Linked DNA regions of Homo sapiens: all the other regions are linked to region 1. Evidence: chromatin contacts called from ENCODE Hi-C or POLR2A ChIA-PET data. All regions are on one chromosome and are shown on one strand. The core of a region is the stretch at or near the end of the contact, and the rest is flanking DNA. Distances in the headings are between cores, read along the strand shown. Region 1 overlaps LOC105372019 (a long non-coding RNA gene). Region 2 overlaps LOC124904265 (a long non-coding RNA gene). Region 3 has its middle 87 kb from the start of CTAGE1. Region 4 overlaps GATA6 (GATA binding protein 6).

Evidence for each region. A loop is a pair of places that touch in the nucleus more often than their neighbours do. ChIA-PET counts read pairs that join two places held with the same protein, here RNA polymerase II (POLR2A). Pooled maps may share reads with other maps.
Region 2: a map of adrenal gland shows a loop between it and region 1 (7-fold over the local background). The contact joins two enhancer-like sites. A Hi-C loop is called at or near these places in 47 of 168 maps with a recorded cell type or tissue (A673, Calu3, IMR-90 and 28 more), 2 of 37 single-sample maps with no recorded cell type and 30 of 50 pooled maps. POLR2A ChIA-PET finds 5 or more read pairs at or near these places in 2 of 52 experiments (HEK293T and WTC11).
Region 3: a map of IMR-90 shows a loop between it and region 1 (2.7-fold over the local background). The contact joins two enhancer-like sites. A Hi-C loop is called at or near these places in 1 of 168 maps with a recorded cell type or tissue (IMR-90). POLR2A ChIA-PET finds 5 or more read pairs at or near these places in 3 of 52 experiments (HEK293T, MCF 10A and Panc1).
Region 4: a loop to region 1 is called in a map of heart left ventricle, with 2.8 times the contacts of the local background. The contact joins two enhancer-like sites. A Hi-C loop is called at or near these places in 21 of 168 maps with a recorded cell type or tissue (Calu3, aorta, ascending aorta and 11 more) and 19 of 50 pooled maps. POLR2A ChIA-PET finds 5 or more read pairs at or near these places in 2 of 52 experiments (BJ and HEK293T).

The regions. Positions count from the first base shown.
Region 1 is chr18:22,344,414-22,348,614 of GRCh38, forward strand. LOC105372019 (a long non-coding RNA gene) reads right to left here. Exons shown (of 2, transcript XR_935282.4): 2 at 3,433-4,201. Among named protein-coding and RNA genes, the nearest start is that of CTAGE1, 71 kb to the right of the region's middle. Within about 2 kb of position 1,383, at least 6 of the 41 ENCODE cell types and tissues checked have a DNase peak (open chromatin) inside an H3K27ac peak, as active enhancers do; they include adrenal gland, testis and transverse colon, where a contact is called at or near this core.
Region 2 is chr18:22,557,884-22,562,084 of GRCh38, forward strand. The region is part of intron 2 of LOC124904265 (a long non-coding RNA gene); the gene reads left to right. Among named protein-coding and RNA genes, the nearest start is that of CTAGE1, 140 kb to the left of the region's middle. Within about 2 kb of position 1,736, at least 28 of the 41 ENCODE cell types and tissues checked have a DNase peak (open chromatin) inside an H3K27ac peak, as active enhancers do; they include adrenal gland, testis and transverse colon, where a contact is called at or near this core.
Region 3 is chr18:22,502,508-22,506,708 of GRCh38, forward strand. No RefSeq gene overlaps it. Among named protein-coding and RNA genes, the nearest start is that of CTAGE1, 87 kb to the left of the region's middle. Within about 2 kb of position 2,329, at least 9 of the 41 ENCODE cell types and tissues checked have a DNase peak (open chromatin) inside an H3K27ac peak, as active enhancers do.
Region 4 is chr18:22,198,620-22,202,820 of GRCh38, forward strand. It overlaps GATA6 (GATA binding protein 6), which reads left to right. Exons shown (of 7, transcript NM_005257.6): 7 at 2,037-3,909. The coding sequence ends at 2,204. Among named protein-coding and RNA genes, the nearest start is that of GATA6, 31 kb to the left of the region's middle. Within about 2 kb of position 2,132, at least 3 of the 41 ENCODE cell types and tissues checked have a DNase peak (open chromatin) inside an H3K27ac peak, as active enhancers do.

The sequences.
Region 1 (4,201 bases), core at 133-2,632:
AACAATGGCTAGTCTTCATGGCGCACACTCATGTTTTAGGCCATTTAATCCCCACATAGCCCTATGGGAAGGTTCCTTTAGCTTTTCCATTTGACAGTGGGTGACACACAGAAAGATAAAGAAACCAAGACAGGCTGCACATTTAACAAGCACAGAGTCAGGACTGGACCAGGCAGCCTGGCATCAGAAACTTTTCTCTTGAGACTCCTTTGCACTGCCTGTGTTTTCTGTTTCACTCCTACTGAGATATTAATCACCTACCAAAACTCAAAATACCACGGGAAACAGCATTCTGTGGTGGTTAAGAATATGGACTATGGATATAGAATGCCTGAGTTTACATCTCAGCTCCATCACTTAGCAGCTGTGTCACTTTGGGCATGTTACTTAACTTCTCAGTGCTTCATCTGTAACATAAGGATAATAATAATACTTCTTAGGGTTGCTTGAGGATGAGTTAATATATGTAAGGTAACCCGGCACATGTCCGTGTTAACTATTATTATTATTATTTCATCTCACCTATCTGCAGCTGAACTAGCACCAACGAATCTCATTATATGTGAACTGAATTAGGTTAAGCTCTGGGGTCAGATCCTGATCTCTTTATCTAGTGGTTGACAGTGTCACTCACTGTTGACAGGACAGCCTCTAACAGGGGTTATTGTCATCTCACGCAGTAGTGTTTCCTGTGGGTACAGAGAGTGGCTGCATGCATAAACCAAGGGCTTCTCAACTTTCCAACATATTAATAATAAAATGAAAAGACAGAAAATCACACTTATTGACCAATTCCAAAGGAAATTCATTTTACTTTACCAAATTGTTACCAAAATATTTGCTTATTTCAACTCTGGAAAAATACCTTTGGGAGGATGAAAGGGTTGAACTTTTACTTTTTATGCTTCAAATAACTTCTAAACACAAGCCTGTTTGGTGAAAAGGGAAAAAACCTGTGAATGTCTCACTTTGCAAAAGAACAACAGGAAGCTCTGGTTGGCAAGGTTTTACATGCACTTCAGAGAGTTTAAGGTCAAGGTGCAGAAGGGCTAGTGAGGAACTGGAGCTGAGGCTGAGCTTGTGGCTTAAGGGGTGGGTGCTAGATTTCTGCCTGCTTAGGAGGGGCTGTGCCTCTCCCTTCTCCCTTGGCCAGCTGCTCACAGGAACTTCTTTTTCTGGAGCCTTGTAGAAGATTCATCGTGGTCCCAGCACTTACACATCTGAGCCAGCTCAGGCTGGATGGAAAGTTTTGAGGGCCACCTATTCCTAAATATTCAGGAGGAGAAAAGAAAATCCCTTGCAAATGACAGGAAAAAGCCATCCTTTCTCAATACTTAAACATGACATTATGATTCCTGGAAACCACAACAAAAAAACAGAACAACATTCACTCTGTCTCAAAAATTCAAATAGGCACAAGGCAATGACATATGGTAGTTTTTGTTTCTCACAGAACTGAGATCTGCAGTTCTCAAGGACTTTCTGGATGGTGACTACAGCCAGGGGCAATGAGGTCAGCGTGGCTGGGGCTTTCCGGTCACTGGTGGGCAGAGGAGCACAGGGAGCATGTACTGGGGTTGGATCTATAGGCTGGGAGCCAGCAGGCCTGCACTCAAATGCAGTTCTACCACTTTCTACTTGTGGGGTTTGCTGATAAGGCCTCTCTGCCTCAGTTCCTCAGCTGCAAAGTAGGGAGAATAATAGTATTTGGCTCCCAGGGTGGCTGTGAGCGTTAAATGAATGAAGACATAGCAAGGTGTTCAATACCTTGCACGGGTCAGCTATTTAGTTAATGTTATTTATTATTGTTGTGCTCTGATCCTACTTGTGCAATCAGGGGAATGCCATTAACCTCTTTTTGTCCTTGTTTCTCCCTTATAAAATGGAATAAAAATACTTCTTTTGGGGCTGTTGTAAAGTTTAAATGGAATAGTGTACAAATTGGCATTTATTGAGTTGGGTTCAATAAGTGGTAGCCTTCCCAGGAAGGATCGTTTGGGAGTCTTCTACACCTTAGATTCCCCATGAGATCTTTTCAAAGGCAAATCTGATAACACATCTTTTCTTCCTGGAGAAGCCAAGGTTTGATCCTTGCTCAGAGCAGCTTGAAGCAGCAGTGAGTGAGTAAAGCTGGCACCCCTCCAGCTGAGAGAGGAAACCTGAACAAAACCATGGAAGGAAGTATCTAGAAGGCTTTATGCAGTGCTAGGCACACTTCTAAGGATGTGATAACTTAGTTCAACCTCACACACTCTTACAAGCTGGAACTACTATCATTTCCATTTTGCAGGTGATGAAACTGGATTCAAACCCAAGTCATCTGGCCCTGGAGTCTGTGTCCTGGGCATAACACACTGCCCTGGCATAGGAACTTTCCGAGGAGATAGGAGGCTGAGATCATGGTGGGGAAATGAGCAGAAAGGCTGGTGGGAGTGCTGTGAACACCAGGCCAACCTTCAATTTAAAACAATTCCTTCAAGGAAACACAGCTCCAACTATTCCTTGTCAGCAGAGCAGCTGCACACAGTCCCTTGTCCTGTATGTCCTGATAATCGTCCTTTTCCACTTCCTCTCTCCCCTCCCCCTGGCCGACTTATTGATACCGACGTGGACAAATGAGGTCAGAAAACTTCAGTGACCGCACACAGTGTCCTTCTCTATGGGTCACTCGCTCACAAGGTCAGCACAACAAACCCTCCTGCTGCAAGGATTGTCCCTGGGAAGCTGGGGGAGGAGCCTGCGTGCTTCCGCGTCTCCCTTGACTCCTGCCTGTCCGAGGCCAGAATGGGACTGCGCTGATTAGAGAGGGAGCAATTCTGGAGGGCAGGAGTGAGGTGGAGGAGGTGACCCTGAGCTAGGCAGAAGATCACGTAGGAGGCTGTTCACTGAAATGAGCTTTTGCACTTGGAACATTACATAATCAGAGAACACCTTGTTACCTTGTTTTGGTAATAATTAAGAGTTCAAATCAATCACCTTTCCATTCATTATTTTTAAAACGACAGATGTCAGAAATCTAAACCTTGTTTTTACTGTTTTGGGGGATGCGGGGAAGCGAGATTAGCCAGCCTCTGAATCACCCACCCACATGTGGTACATTCCTTGGGGTAATTAGAAGATTGTATGTTCCTCTTTCCAGAGATACTTGAAGAATCATACTGTAAATTTGTGTAACATTTTATAAATTATTTTGCGTACATTTTTAGGAGATGAGAAATCATTTTGTTTCAGATTAAAAACTCTCTCAAAATAAAATCTAAATATCTCTTCCTGGACATAGCTTTTTTCAGACTGCAACTGCAGAATGGGGCTTTTTTCTATCTCTCTTTATTTAAAGATCACATAAATTTTAAGAAAAGAAAGCCACTGGTTTTAGGAGTCTAAGAGCAAAGATTTAGAAAGAAGAAAGAATACGCCTTTGGAAGATCTGCATACTTTGGAAATGAAGAGAGTTTTATTTCTTAGAGACAGGAGGAAGATTTATAGATTTATGTTTCCTCCATAAGACAAATGACCGAAGCGCACGTTGTTGGTTTTTTTCAGCACTAAATCTAATCAATAACCTTTGTTACGAAAGAAACAAATAATCGCTAAAGTTTAGTAAAGGTATAAAATTCACTAGGTTCTAGTGTTCGGGTTATTTGAAACGTGTGTGTGTGTCTCTCTCTCTAGAGCTGTGCTTCAGCTAATTCCTGTTAAATAGTTATGGAGTATTTTTTTCTTTTTGCTACGAGCCTTGCAACATATGAGACAAATCAGACAAGTTTAGAATCACAGAATGTTAGGGCTGGAGAGGACGTGGCGCTAGCCGCGTGCCCAGAGTTTACAGTTGAGACGTTGAGGCCCCCAGAGCTGCTGAGACTTGCCCAGTGTCACCTAGCTGCTGAGGCCCGGGGACCTCGTTGTCGCATCCGACCTGGGGCGTGCGCAGCTCTAATTCTCCGCTCTGAATGCTGGCCCTGGAGTTGCCCCTGCTCTCTCACAGCTCAATACTTGGGGACCAAACTCTCTCTCTTTCTGCTCCCCTCACCCCCACCAAGCGCCGTACCCACCTCCCTCGCTATCAAACAAAAGCTCCAGGCATTGGAAACGTTTCCCCGCCGGGAGCGCCAGGGTCCGGCCGCGCTGCGGGGTCGGTCTGCGCGCGCGGCGGGGTGGTGGGCGCGTCTGGCCGCCCGGGTCTTCAGGCGCGCAGCGACGC
Region 2 (4,201 bases), core at 486-2,985, 210 kb after region 1:
GGAACAGGAGAGGCACATGAGGGATGATACGCATCAATTCAGGTTTTGGTGGATTGGGTTAAAAATATCTTTGCAAGATCTTTACTAGGTAGCTGGAGAGATACCATTGAAGACCTGTTCTATGTATAAAATCTGGAGTGGCCAGCACAGACAGTAATGAAGCTGAAGGCATGTTGTGGGTGAAAGGGGTGTCTAATAAATAGGGACGGAAGGACACTTGAGTGTTTGAATACTCTGTTCATTTTTGGCAGCTTATTGCGAATTCATGTAACAATCCTTCCTAAGAGCAAGTTCTGGAGGAAGGAAGTATGAATCGCTGAGTTTAAGGATGGGGGGTGGGGGTGCAAAAATAATCAAAGTGGAGAAATAATTCTCAGAGTTACCTTCATTATTGAGTACTTACTATGTGCTAGGCCCTGTACCGAGTACTTAATATACATTGTTCTACTGTATTTCATTTAATTCTTACAACAAGCCTACATAAAGTAGATACTATTATCTCCACTTTATGTTAACAAGAGCTGAAGTTTGGAGATTCTATTACTCTCTATCCCTGTTGTTTAATCTGATAGCCGCTAGCTGCAAGTGGCTGTTAGGAATTTAAAATGGGCAACAAAGAAACTTAATTTTTTATTTAACTCCAAATTCTCATTTAATTCAAATTTTATTTTATTTCACATTAGTGTAAATTCACACTTAAGAACTAACACTGGATTCAGTTATTGAAAAATGCTTAAATATTTTTGGAACAATGTGAGTATGTGAATCAATTTTTTCAACTCTAAGTTTTATGAAATGTAACTACAGATCAAGTATTTCCAATGAAAAATTTGTGTCTGAATTGAGATGTGTTGTGAGTGTAATTTTTCGAAGATTCACTGTGAAAAAATATATGAAATATCTCATTTATAATTTTTATATTGATTACATATTGAAATAATGTTTTGAATATATCAGATTAAAAATATATTGTTAAAATTAATTTCACCTGTTTTACCTTTTCACTTTCTTTTATGTGACTACTGGACATTTTTCAATTCCCTAAGGGAATTGAGTTCCCCGGGGCTGACGGGGAGCACGGCCTGGGCAGCCCTTTCCCGAGGATGTCCCAGTGGAGACGGGCTCACACCGAGGTGCGCGCACATGCGCGTCTGCGCGGTCCGCCGCGGGTGGACCGAATCTCACCCCGTGCCCACGACCGGCGGGCTTTCCTGTTTGCCTTTTTGAACTCTGTTTTCTTTGAGTCTTGGAGAGAGCCAGGGGCTGTGATGTCACTGTATAAACAGAGGGAAGGGTGGGGGCGAAAGTTGCATTGGAGCGAACCCGGCGGTGGAGGAGGGCTGGTGGGAGGATGGGGGTGGGGAGGGAGATTTTTTTTTTAAAAGTGGTTTGGTCTCGGGGGTGTAGGGGCAGCGGGGGACTCTGCAGAGTCCCGATAAAGAAACAGAATGGGACTGCCAGTCCCTAACCTAGGGGCGGGGAGGGGGACGTGGCTGGAAGAGACAGGGGTTGGTGGGGGGAGGTTGGAAAAATATGGGACGCCTAGAGCTAATTCCTCTGATTAAAAATGCATTAGTTTGGAGGTGTCAGGGACACGCAGCTGTTTTCAAGGAAAGCCTGGCTCCAAGAGGTCCTCCCCGGCCGGGCCGCCTGGCGGCTCCATCCCGGGTGGGTGTCAGCGAGCGCGCAGCCCCCGACGCTTGTCCTCTCCCTGACAGGGCCCTGGCCAATGTCCTGCTGCTGCGGGTCGTGGTAATTTACATCCTCTCTGTGTACATTAACTTATCTGCAGCCGCGCTGGCTGCGCTCCTTCAGTCAGCCTGTCTCCTGCGCAGCCTGGGAGCCTTCCCCGACCCAGCGACCCACCGGGCGGCCGGGGGCGACTGGGGAACCCTGGGAATCACAACAACCGCCCGGTTCCGACCCGGCCCGGACGCCCGCGGGGGCGGGGGACTCTGTGGGGCCAGGCGTGGAGGGCCGGCGAGCCCGGCTCGGGCAGGGCAGAGGCGGGCGGCCGGGGGCTGGCGGCGAACACTTAGTGGCTAATTCATGACTCATGACTCATGCGCAGGCTCCTCTTCAGTGACAGCCGGGACAGTTCCTGGTTATTTGTAGCCCCCCGGCTTTCATTTCGCTGTAATTAAGCAGTCATTTGAGGGTCATTTCATCCCCGTTATAGGTTTCTCTGTTTTAATCATGCTTTGAGTTCCAGTGGGGGCAGCAGGGAGTGGAAGGGGAGGTTGGGAAGGAGGCGTGGAGGGCAAGAGGGTAATCGTCTCTGAGAACGCGTGCACTTTTCATAACTCTTCCCGTGACAGGCCCTGGTGCAGGCTCCGCAGACGCCGACGCCCGGCGCTCCGCTCCGGGGCGCGGGCCAGATCCTCTTCCCTGACACCCGCGGTCTTCCCTGAGAAGAGGTCTGGCCCTTTTTGAGTCAGATGTTGGATTTTCTGCTTTCCCCTCTGGCACCACACTAATCATTCTCTTTAATCGCTGTAGCTTTTTAATGAGGCCAAGTAGGTATTTATGGAGCCGTCTACTCTCCAAACGCTGATGCTTGATAAGTCATTTATAACTTATCGGTGGGCTTTGCATAGGCCAAACCCAGAAGAAAGGAAGTGAGAATAAAATAGAGGCTGGATTTTACGAGGAACCTTCAGCGTATCTTCAGGTCCTAGATGGTACCAAGCCCTTGTGGGAAATGTTCAATCCATCAGACATAAGAATAAGAAACGGCCACAGCCTGTCCGAATTTTGTGAAAATTCTCTGGCTGTCATTCTTGATTTTTTTTTTTTTAATTCCCTCCACTTTCTCCTTTGGCTGGTTCATGTATTCTTTAGATATCATTTGAAGCTTCCATTCCAAGGCCAAGTCTAAGATGTTCTTTAAAGAAATCTTAAGCTATTGCATTTGGAGGGCACACAGATTGAAACTGAAAGGACTGGAAAGAAATAAAGGACAGAAACCAGATTTTCTGTCATTGCAAAGAGTAGGTGCCACAGGCTCCAAATCTCAGTAGATATTAAAGTTAAAGCAGGAGTCTGCGGTAACAGTAGGAGGGTGGTTGCTTTCAAAAGAGAAGGGAAGAGAGAAAACCTGTCCAAGAAAGGGCAGGAGAAAGAGTGAGAGAGAAACAACACAGACTAGAAAAACAAAATGAATGAATCAATCAACATATGAGTATTTAATGTGCATTAAGGAAACTTCAAAAATGTTTTCAGCCATAAAATGGAATAAAATACTGATACATGCTATAACCATGGATGAGCCTTGAGAACTTTAAACTAGGTGAGAGAAGCCACTTATAAAAGACCACATATTCTATAATTCCATTTAGATGAAACGTCCAGAACAGGCAACTCTATAGAGACGGGAAGTAGATTAGCTGTTACCTTGAACTGGGGGTGGGGGTAGGAGTAAGGGGACTGGGGGAGCGACTGCTAGAATTAATTGTGATGGTGATTGTACAACTCTGAATATGCTAATAACCACAGACTTACATGCTTTAAATGGGTGAATTGTATAGTATGTGAATTATATCTCAATAAATCTGTTACTGAAAACAGTTTCCGTTAAGTTAAATAGAAGCAGGTCCCAAAACAGCACCACTAAAAAATTCTCTTGCTAAGTGCACTGCTCCTTCCTATATGACAATGTAAACAGCAAATACTGTTCCTAGGACGGGGTCTGGTTTTTCACTTGGTCCCCAGTGCCTAGAACAATGCTGCTTATGGAAGGTACACAACAAATATTTGCTGGAAGAGAACTTGCAAATAACCAGATGGCCAAATTCAGACTTATACCACGCTCACCCTGCCATCTCTTCGCTGCACCCTCTAGCTTTCCAATATTATCATTTTATATATATAAAATATACAAATATATATTATTATATATACAAATGTATATTATTATATATAGTATCATTATTATTATTAATACAGCTAGTACTAATAACTAACAAACAACATTTTGTTTATATATTTTGTGCCAGGCACTGTACATATATTTGCTTCTAATCCTTATAAAACCCAGCAATGTAAACCCACTGAACCCAGGTCTGTCTGGCTCCCAAAGTTTTAGTCTATTATAAACACCGCCTGCTAAAAACACTAAACACAAAGGCAAGGAGAAACATCAACGAACATGCAAAAGAGAACCAGCCAAAGTCACCGACAGAGGAAACCAAAGAAAATCTGG
Region 3 (4,201 bases), core at 1,079-3,578, 160 kb after region 1:
TTCTTGAGAAACATTGACTTAAAGTTTGGACTCCATTGATTTTCAAAGCAACAAATGTGCCTCACAGAGAGGTTATGTAGCCTTACATCTCTAACATATGAAATATTTTTTGTTTGCATATGAATACATAAATGGAGAAAGTAAGTTATATACACGTATTAATTTATTCAATTTGATTATTATGTATCAGGGACTATGTTGGATGCTTAGTTACAAAAAGACTGAGACACAATCCTTGGCCACAATTATAGGAAGAGTCAGAGTTCTAGGTGGGATAAAAGTTGTGCAAATATATGACGTGCATACACAAAGAGATAGATTTCATCTTGTGTGGGTGTCAGGAAGAGGAGTTGGCAAAGGCCTTAGAGAAGAAGAAGGGATTTCCATTAAGCCAAGTCTCAAAAGATGATTATGATGTGATCTGGTTGTCCTGGACAACTTGACTAACCACACCTCCGCAACCCCGCAGGCAACACACACACATTTTTGTGCACATACCGGCAACATATATATTTTTCAAAATCCTAAGTATCCATGCCTGCCTTATAGTTAACGTTTCGAAGATTCTTTCTCTACCCATTGTCCTGGATTAATATCAAAAGAGAACGAAGAAAGAAGCTTAAGGGAGAAAATCCACTGCATCTTCAGATTGTTTCCTTCTTTCTGATCTCAGGAGGTCCAGGGAGGTAGGAAGAACCTTTTCACCTGTTTCCTCATATTGTTCCTCTATTGTCCTCTCCAGCTGGTAAGCCCCAACATCGTGTATCTTAAAAAGCTAATGAGGCCAGGACAGAATTGCCATTTAAATTCTTTAGTAACATTTCCTCTTACAGTCTGAGCTCTTATCCTCTGACTTGTTTCCTTAAGTTTCTATCAAGCTCCTCAGTCAGGTTAGTTGGAATATTCCCATGCTTCTTCCTTTTTCTGTTAGAGAATAAGGTCTATTATATAACTCCTTCATCTCCTTAGAAATACAGATAGCCTATCAGCAGTTTTGGAAAAACATCCCAACTGATTTTAGGGCATTGAGGCGTTTGATGGGAGGAAGCTATCTATACAAAGAGTGAATGCTGTACAAACAGCAAACTTTACAGGGAAAAAGTTGATATTTATAGATACTCATTTATACCCCAGGGCAAGACAGACAGATAGATAGATAGATAGATAGATAGATAGATAGATAGATAGATAGCAATATATTGATATCTGTTTATCCATTGAGTCAAACAAATAAACACACATAGATTACAAAGGTCCTTTTCTCTTCCCATGCCTGAAGAGAAAGGAGGCCTGTGGTTTCTTTCCATAGATATGCATCACTCCTGAAAAGCACACTCACATCTTGTTTATATATTACAGCCTTCCGCTACTTCACCAAATGTCTCCTGGCCTTTGCTCAGTGAGCCAGTTGAGCTCCCAGAAAAATCCTTCATTCTTTCCCAACTGTGCCTCCCAAGACAGATGTTTTATATCAAGGACACCAAGTCCTGCCCTGAGGACTTAGCCAGCAAAAACTCACTAGAGGCCCTTGCCTTCAGGAGATGATGTAACCTTGGAGAGATGTGTGCTACAATCTCCCTGCAAAGGCGGAAGACAGCGTGAACTCACAGGGGACCCAGGCCAGGGTATTGGGTGGGCCATCCCTCTCTGTTGTGATGAGTGGCTATAGTGTGTAAGTCAGCCTGGGAAAATGTCTGCTCAGTCCCAGGAGTGGATTCCACAGCTCTTTGGTTGACAGTTCAGTTCCCACCATCTTCTGCTTGCAAGTCTTCTTAGGGCAATGCTGCAGGGTAGGTCCTTGTCCTGTTTTATTCAAGAGCACTCCTGGTATGGCCCCACCATCTGTGCAGAGAGCAAGGCTTCACATGTCTCCAGGGTCTTATGGTAAGTTGGATATGACAAGTGAGAACCCAGCAGTCTGGGGACAGTGCTCAGAGCAGTGTAAAGGGCAGTCACACAGCCAAGTACTTTCCAAGGCAGGGCAGGCCTTGCCAGTCCTCACTCAGAGATGTTCACACCAGCCTTGTGTACAGCATGCTTAGCTCTTTGATTTCTGAGCCCTCAGCTATCACAAGTAGTCAATTCTCAGGAGAGGCTGAGTTGGGAGATGGACCTAATGACATTGCCTAGCACACAGTAGGCACTCAAAGCATATTAGATGAATGACAGAATGATCAAACAGCATCAAAAAGGCACAGCTAACTAGAAGAGGGGGCCCAGGAAAACAAATAAGTAAAATTGATGCTTTCGTGCCTGGGCCCTTTAGGACAAGGAAAAGAACTCAGGATTGCAAACTGCTAGTCTGAACTAGGGACTTGACATTTATTATCTGAGTCACTCATGTAGTCATCCTGGGAGGTATTAGGAACACCCTTTTACAGATGCAGAGGTGGAAGCCTGGAGAAGGGAAGTGGTTCCCCCCAGGTCCTCCATCCAGTAAGGGGCAAGGCCTCAGTCCCAACAAAGCTCTACCTCTGTTGCAGCTCATAGCTCAGTTTCCTCAACTACAGAAAGGATGCAGCGTTGCTTATCAAATGGGGTGGTTTCGAAAGCAGCATATTTAAACTCTGGATTAGGACCCCATTAAACTTGAATCTGGATCAGATCTAGGGAGAAGTTTACTTTTGTGCTATTCATAAAAGAAAAGGTTTAGAAAGCCAAGAACCGTGTAAACCACATTGCTGGGTGGGAGGATGTGAAAAGTATGTAAGCAAATAAACTATCTCTAAGCAACTCAAACATAAGACAAACATTTATTTGCATATAGATGAGTGATGTGATTGCTTCTGCCTGGAACCATTTTTCACTTTTCTGTCTTTTCCCCTTTTTTTCTAACTAACTTTTATTTATCCTTCAAGTCATGCCTTAACTGTCATGCCCTGTGGAAAGCCTCTACTGACCCCTGCACTAAGTGACTCACTTCTATTATACTATCCTGTGTCCTCCATTATTTTAATTGCTTGTTTATTTTCTGTCTTCCTTTCCAGGCAGCAAATTCCACAGTAACAGTAGCAATGATGTCCTTAGCACTTAGCACAGTCCCTGACACACTGCCAAAAGTACATGTAAAATGAATATATGAAAGAATAAATGATATGCTAATTACAAATCACAGGTTCCTCTAAGATACTTTTCCCAAACAAGTCACTAAATGGATTGAATAGTCACTCCTTTAACTGCTTGTTCTCTCTCTGTGCCTTTTTCAACAACTTTTGATTAAATCGCTACTGTTCATCAGATTCCATACTAGATGAAATAGACACATTTATTTGCCCTACGTAACCCACTGTGTCCCGTTCACATGTCTGTAGAGTGCCCATAATGCTTTGTAGCACTCATCTATTTACATGTTTGTCTCTACAACTAAAAGGCTATAAACTCGTAGAACTCAGAGTTAGGGTATTGATCATCTTACATCACCAGAACCTGGCACAGTGAGTGGTAGAGAATAAGTACTTTATAATTGTATTTGGAGTGGTGAATAAAATATTTTAAATTGATACAGCCCTTTGGAAATCAATCTGGCAAAATGAATTGAATACCTTAAAATACTTATATTGACTACTTCTAATATAACATAAGTAAATCATTCATCTTAAACAAAAATCCCTATGTAAAAATATTTATCAATTATAGTAACAAAATGTGGGAACTAGTTAAATGTCTATTTGTAAATAAAAGGTTAAGTAATCTACCACACACGTCTACATGTTGGAGTATTGTGCAGGCTTTATAAATGATGCTAAGGAAGAACACAGGAAAGTGATCATGAAATCACTTTTAATTAAATAAAATTTAAGTATTAAAATTGTATTTTAAATACCATATTCATATATTCATTTTTGAAAAAAATTAAAGCAAGCTAATTATAGGAAACACAATACATGAAAGAAATAGACAAACATATCATGTGTTTGGTGAATGATCAATGGGCATTTTGCTTTTATTTCCTTATGTGTTAAGTAATTTCCAAATTTTCTTAAATAAGTTTGCTCATTTTTTTTCTTTTTTTTCTTTTTTTGAGACAGAGTCTTGCACTGTCGCCCGGGCTGGAGTGCACTGGCGTGATCTTGGCTCACTGCAAGCTCTGCCTCCCGGGTTCACACCATTCTCCTGCCTCAGCCTCCCAAGCAGCTGGGACTACAGGCACCCGCCACCACACCCAGCTAATTTTCTGTATTTTTAATAGAGACAGGGTTTC
Region 4 (4,201 bases), core at 882-3,381, 150 kb before region 1:
GTTCCTTTCTAAATAAATAATTCTTTTGTAATTGAATATCATCCTTTTGCTTATTTCTTTGAGGGTTAAATCTGGATCCACACTGGATTTGCTTCTGGTGGAGTCTCTGGAATTAAGGGCTAAAGTTAATCACTATGTTTATAAGTATAACCAAGTTTATGGCATTCAGTTTGTTGGACAGGATTATTTTAGCTTTTTCAGAATTGCCACAAGAATCCATCTGAAGCTTTAGACATCTCACTGATTTTTGTGAAATTTGCTTTTTAATGCACCTAAAACCCTCAGTTTAAGTCTTTACATTTGTGTTATATAAACAAAAGTTTGGGTGTGGGGCCAGTGTTGTTGCTGGATTTTCATAAAACCTCATTTCTGCTGGGAAAGGGAAGGAGTGGTTACCTGTGGAGGGGTCGGGTTTGGTCTGTCTGGTTGGGAGGAAGGAAGTTTGGGTGCTTAGACTCAGAGGGCTTGCTCGCCTGAAGTCCTGCCTCCCAGCCTCATGCCCTTATGGTGAGGGTTGAGAGCAAACCAGATCTTGTTGGAAAACGAGTAGAGTTGGACCTCATTCACTTGCAGGCCGTGGAGGCTCGGCACACTTCCTTTCTGTTCCGCCTGTGTCTGGTGCCAGAGAAATGCTGTTTTAAGGATTTAATGGGATTATGTATGTAAAAAAGAAATTCTGTGAAAAGTACACAATGTCCTACCTCTGTCAAATAACAAGTATCTGGTAATTTATAGAATGGAGCCCTGAAAGCTTGGAAGGAATAAGAGCTCCTGAACTTTTAGAAGGAAAAAGGTGATTTTAAAAAGTACATGATTATGGCGAAATTTTTCAAAAAGCTTCTCAAAAGCAACTTTATTCAAACTGTTGTCTAAACAGATTTTAGTTATTTTGGTTTGATTTTACTAAATTATATGATGTTTCCTATTTGGCCTTTTTCATGTGAATGGGAGGAATGGGTGGAACAGGGCAAAGGTGAACTTGTGCTTCAAGAAATCATTGTGGCCAGGCACAGTGGCTCACGCCTGTAATCCCAGCACTCTGGGAGGCCCAGGCAAGCAGATCACCTGAGGTCAGGAGTTTGAGACCAGCCTGGCCAACATGGTGAAACCCCGTCTCTACTAAAAATACAAAAATTAGCCAGGTGTGGTGGTGCATGCCTGTAATCCCAGCTACTCGGGAGGCTGAGGCAGGAGAATCACTTGAACTCAGGAGATGGAGGTTGCACTGAGCTGAGATCGTGCCACTGTACTCCAGCCTGGGAGACAGTGAGACTCTGTTTCAAAAAAAAAAAAAAAAAAAAAAAGAAAGAAATCATTGCCATGATCATGGCAGATAGAGGATGTTAGCATTTTCTTTATAACGTGGTCTGCTTCAGACATGGACTGTTCTTGTAAAGAATTAAGGTAAATGAGGTAGATTTTAAAGCCTGTATATGCATAGGTTTATTTTCCATGAAGTCAATGTTCAAAAATTTCACTGATCAGGGAATGTTGAACTGTGCAGCTTTTCTAAAAAGTCTAAAAAGACTTTGCCATCACTGGATAAGCCTTGTTAGAGTGTGTGTGTGTGTGTGTGTGTGTGCGCGCGCACGCATGCGTGCGCTCTGCATTTTCTCTTTGGAAATGATCAGGTTGTGTGTGCATCATTAATGCCTATTCACCCACACAGTGAGGTTTGTTTCACAGTCAGAGATCTTAGAGCTTGGCACTTTTTACAAATAGGATTTCTTCAGTTCCCCTTCCTTTTGTCCAGCTTTGCATCTTGCCAGTGGCTCCTGCCCTGAGTTCTAAAGTTTCGAAGGCTTAAGTGGCCAGGGTCAGGTCAGTGGCACTGTGTGCAATGCAGGGAAAGGCCCCCACTTGCTGGGGGCAGGGGATAGTAACGCCGGCTTCATTTCTCCTGCCCTGGGTCTGCCCAGGAGCAGCTCTGGCCCTGGCTGCACAGACCCGTTCATTAGCTCCCATGTATTTCACTACCAGGATTGTAACCGCTTCTCACCTTCTCGTCTCTCCTCTGTGTCCCCCTCTTCTGCCAGGCGGGTGCCCCGGTGATGACTGGTGCGGGAGAGAGCACCAATCCCGAGAACAGCGAGCTCAAGTATTCGGGTCAAGATGGGCTCTACATAGGCGTCAGTCTCGCCTCGCCGGCCGAAGTCACGTCCTCCGTGCGACCGGATTCCTGGTGCGCCCTGGCCCTGGCCTGAGCCCACGCCGCCAGGAGGCAGGGAGGGCTCCGCCGCGGGCCTCACTCCACTCGTGTCTGCTTTTGTGCAGCGGTCCAGACAGTGGCGACTGCGCTGACAGAACGTGATTCTCGTGCCTTTATTTTGAAAGAGATGTTTTTCCCAAGAGGCTTGCTGAAAGAGTGAGAGAAGATGGAAGGGAAGGGCCAGTGCAACTGGGCGCTTGGGCCACTCCAGCCAGCCCGCCTCCGGGGCGGACCCTGCTCCACTTCCAGAAGCCAGGACTAGGACCTGGGCCTTGCCTGCTATGGAATATTGAGAGAGATTTTTTAAAAAAGATTTTGCATTTTGTCCAAAATCATGTGCTTCTTCTGATCAATTTTGGTTGTTCCAGAATTTCTTCATACCTTTTCCACATCCAGATTTCATGTGCGTTCATGGAGAAGATCACTTGAGGCCATTTGGTACACATCTCTGGAGGCTGAGTCGGTTCATGAGGTCTCTTATCAAAAATATTACTCAGTTTGCAAGACTGCATTGTAACTTTAACATACACTGTGACTGACGTTTCTCAAAGTTCATATTGTGTGGCTGATCTGAAGTCAGTCGGAATTTGTAAACAGGGTAGCAAACAAGATATTTTTCTTCCATGTATACAATAATTTTTTTAAAAAGTGCAATTTGCGTTGCAGCAATCAGTGTTAAATCATTTGCATAAGATTTAACAGCATTTTTTATAATGAATGTAAACATTTTAACTTAATGGTACTTAAAATAATTTAAAAGAAAAATGTTAACTTAGACATTCTTATGCTTCTTTTACAACTACATCCCATTTTATATTTCCAATTGTTAAAGAAAAATATTTCAAGAACAAATCTTCTCTCAGGAAAATTGCCTTTCTCTATTTGTTAAGAATTTTTATACAAGAACACCAATATACCCCCTTTATTTTACTGTGGAATATGTGCTGGAAAAATTGCAACAACACTTTACTACCTAACGGATAGCATTTGTAAATACTCTAGGTATCTGTAAACACTCTGATGAAGTCTGTATAGTGTGACTAACCCACAGGCAGGTTGGTTTACATTAATTTTTTTTTTTGAATGGGATGTCCTATGGAAACCTATTTCACCAGAGTTTTAAAAATAAAAAGGGTATTGTTTTGTCTTCTGTACAGTGAGTTCCTTCCCTTTTCAAAGCTTTCTTTTTATGCTGTATGTGACTATAGATATTCATATAAAACAAGTGCACGTGAAGTTTGCAAAATGCTTTAAGGCCTTCCTTTCAAAGCATAGTCCTTTTGGAGCCGTTTTGTACCTTTTATACCTTGGCTTATTTGAAGTTGACACATGGGGTTAGTTACTACTCTCCATGTGCATTGGGGACAGTTTTTATAAGTGGGAAGGACTCAGTATTATTATATTTGAGATGATAAGCATTTTGTTTGGGAACAATGCTTAAAAATATTCCAGAAAGTTCAGATTTTTTTTCTTTGTGAATGAAATATATTCTGGCCCACGAACAGGGCGATTTCCTTTCAGTTTTTTCCTTTTGCAACGTGCCTTGAAGTCTCAAAGCTCACCTGAGGTTGCAGACGTTACCCCCAACAGAAGATAGGTAGAAATGATTCCAGTGGCCTCTTTGTATTTTCTTCATTGTTGAGTAGATTTCAGGAAATCAGGAGGTGTTTCACAATACAGAATGATGGCCTTTAACTGTGGCTCCCTGAGTGTACAGTATTTTTTTACTTCTTTTCATGCACTTATTACAGTCATTCTATGGGGTTCAGTCTGAATCTTTCAAGAGAAGGAATGTCTTCCTTAGTCCTGGTGAATGCTACTCTATAGAGGGACAGTGTCCATAGCCAGTGTGTGTGTGTGTGTGTGTTTCTGGGTAATTCAGTAAGGCCCACGTGCACCCTGATATCATAAGGTGGGCCAGAACAATGGTTAAGAGTGTTGGGTATGCAGGCAGATCACTAGGCTTCAATTCCCTGCTTGGCCGTGGATAAG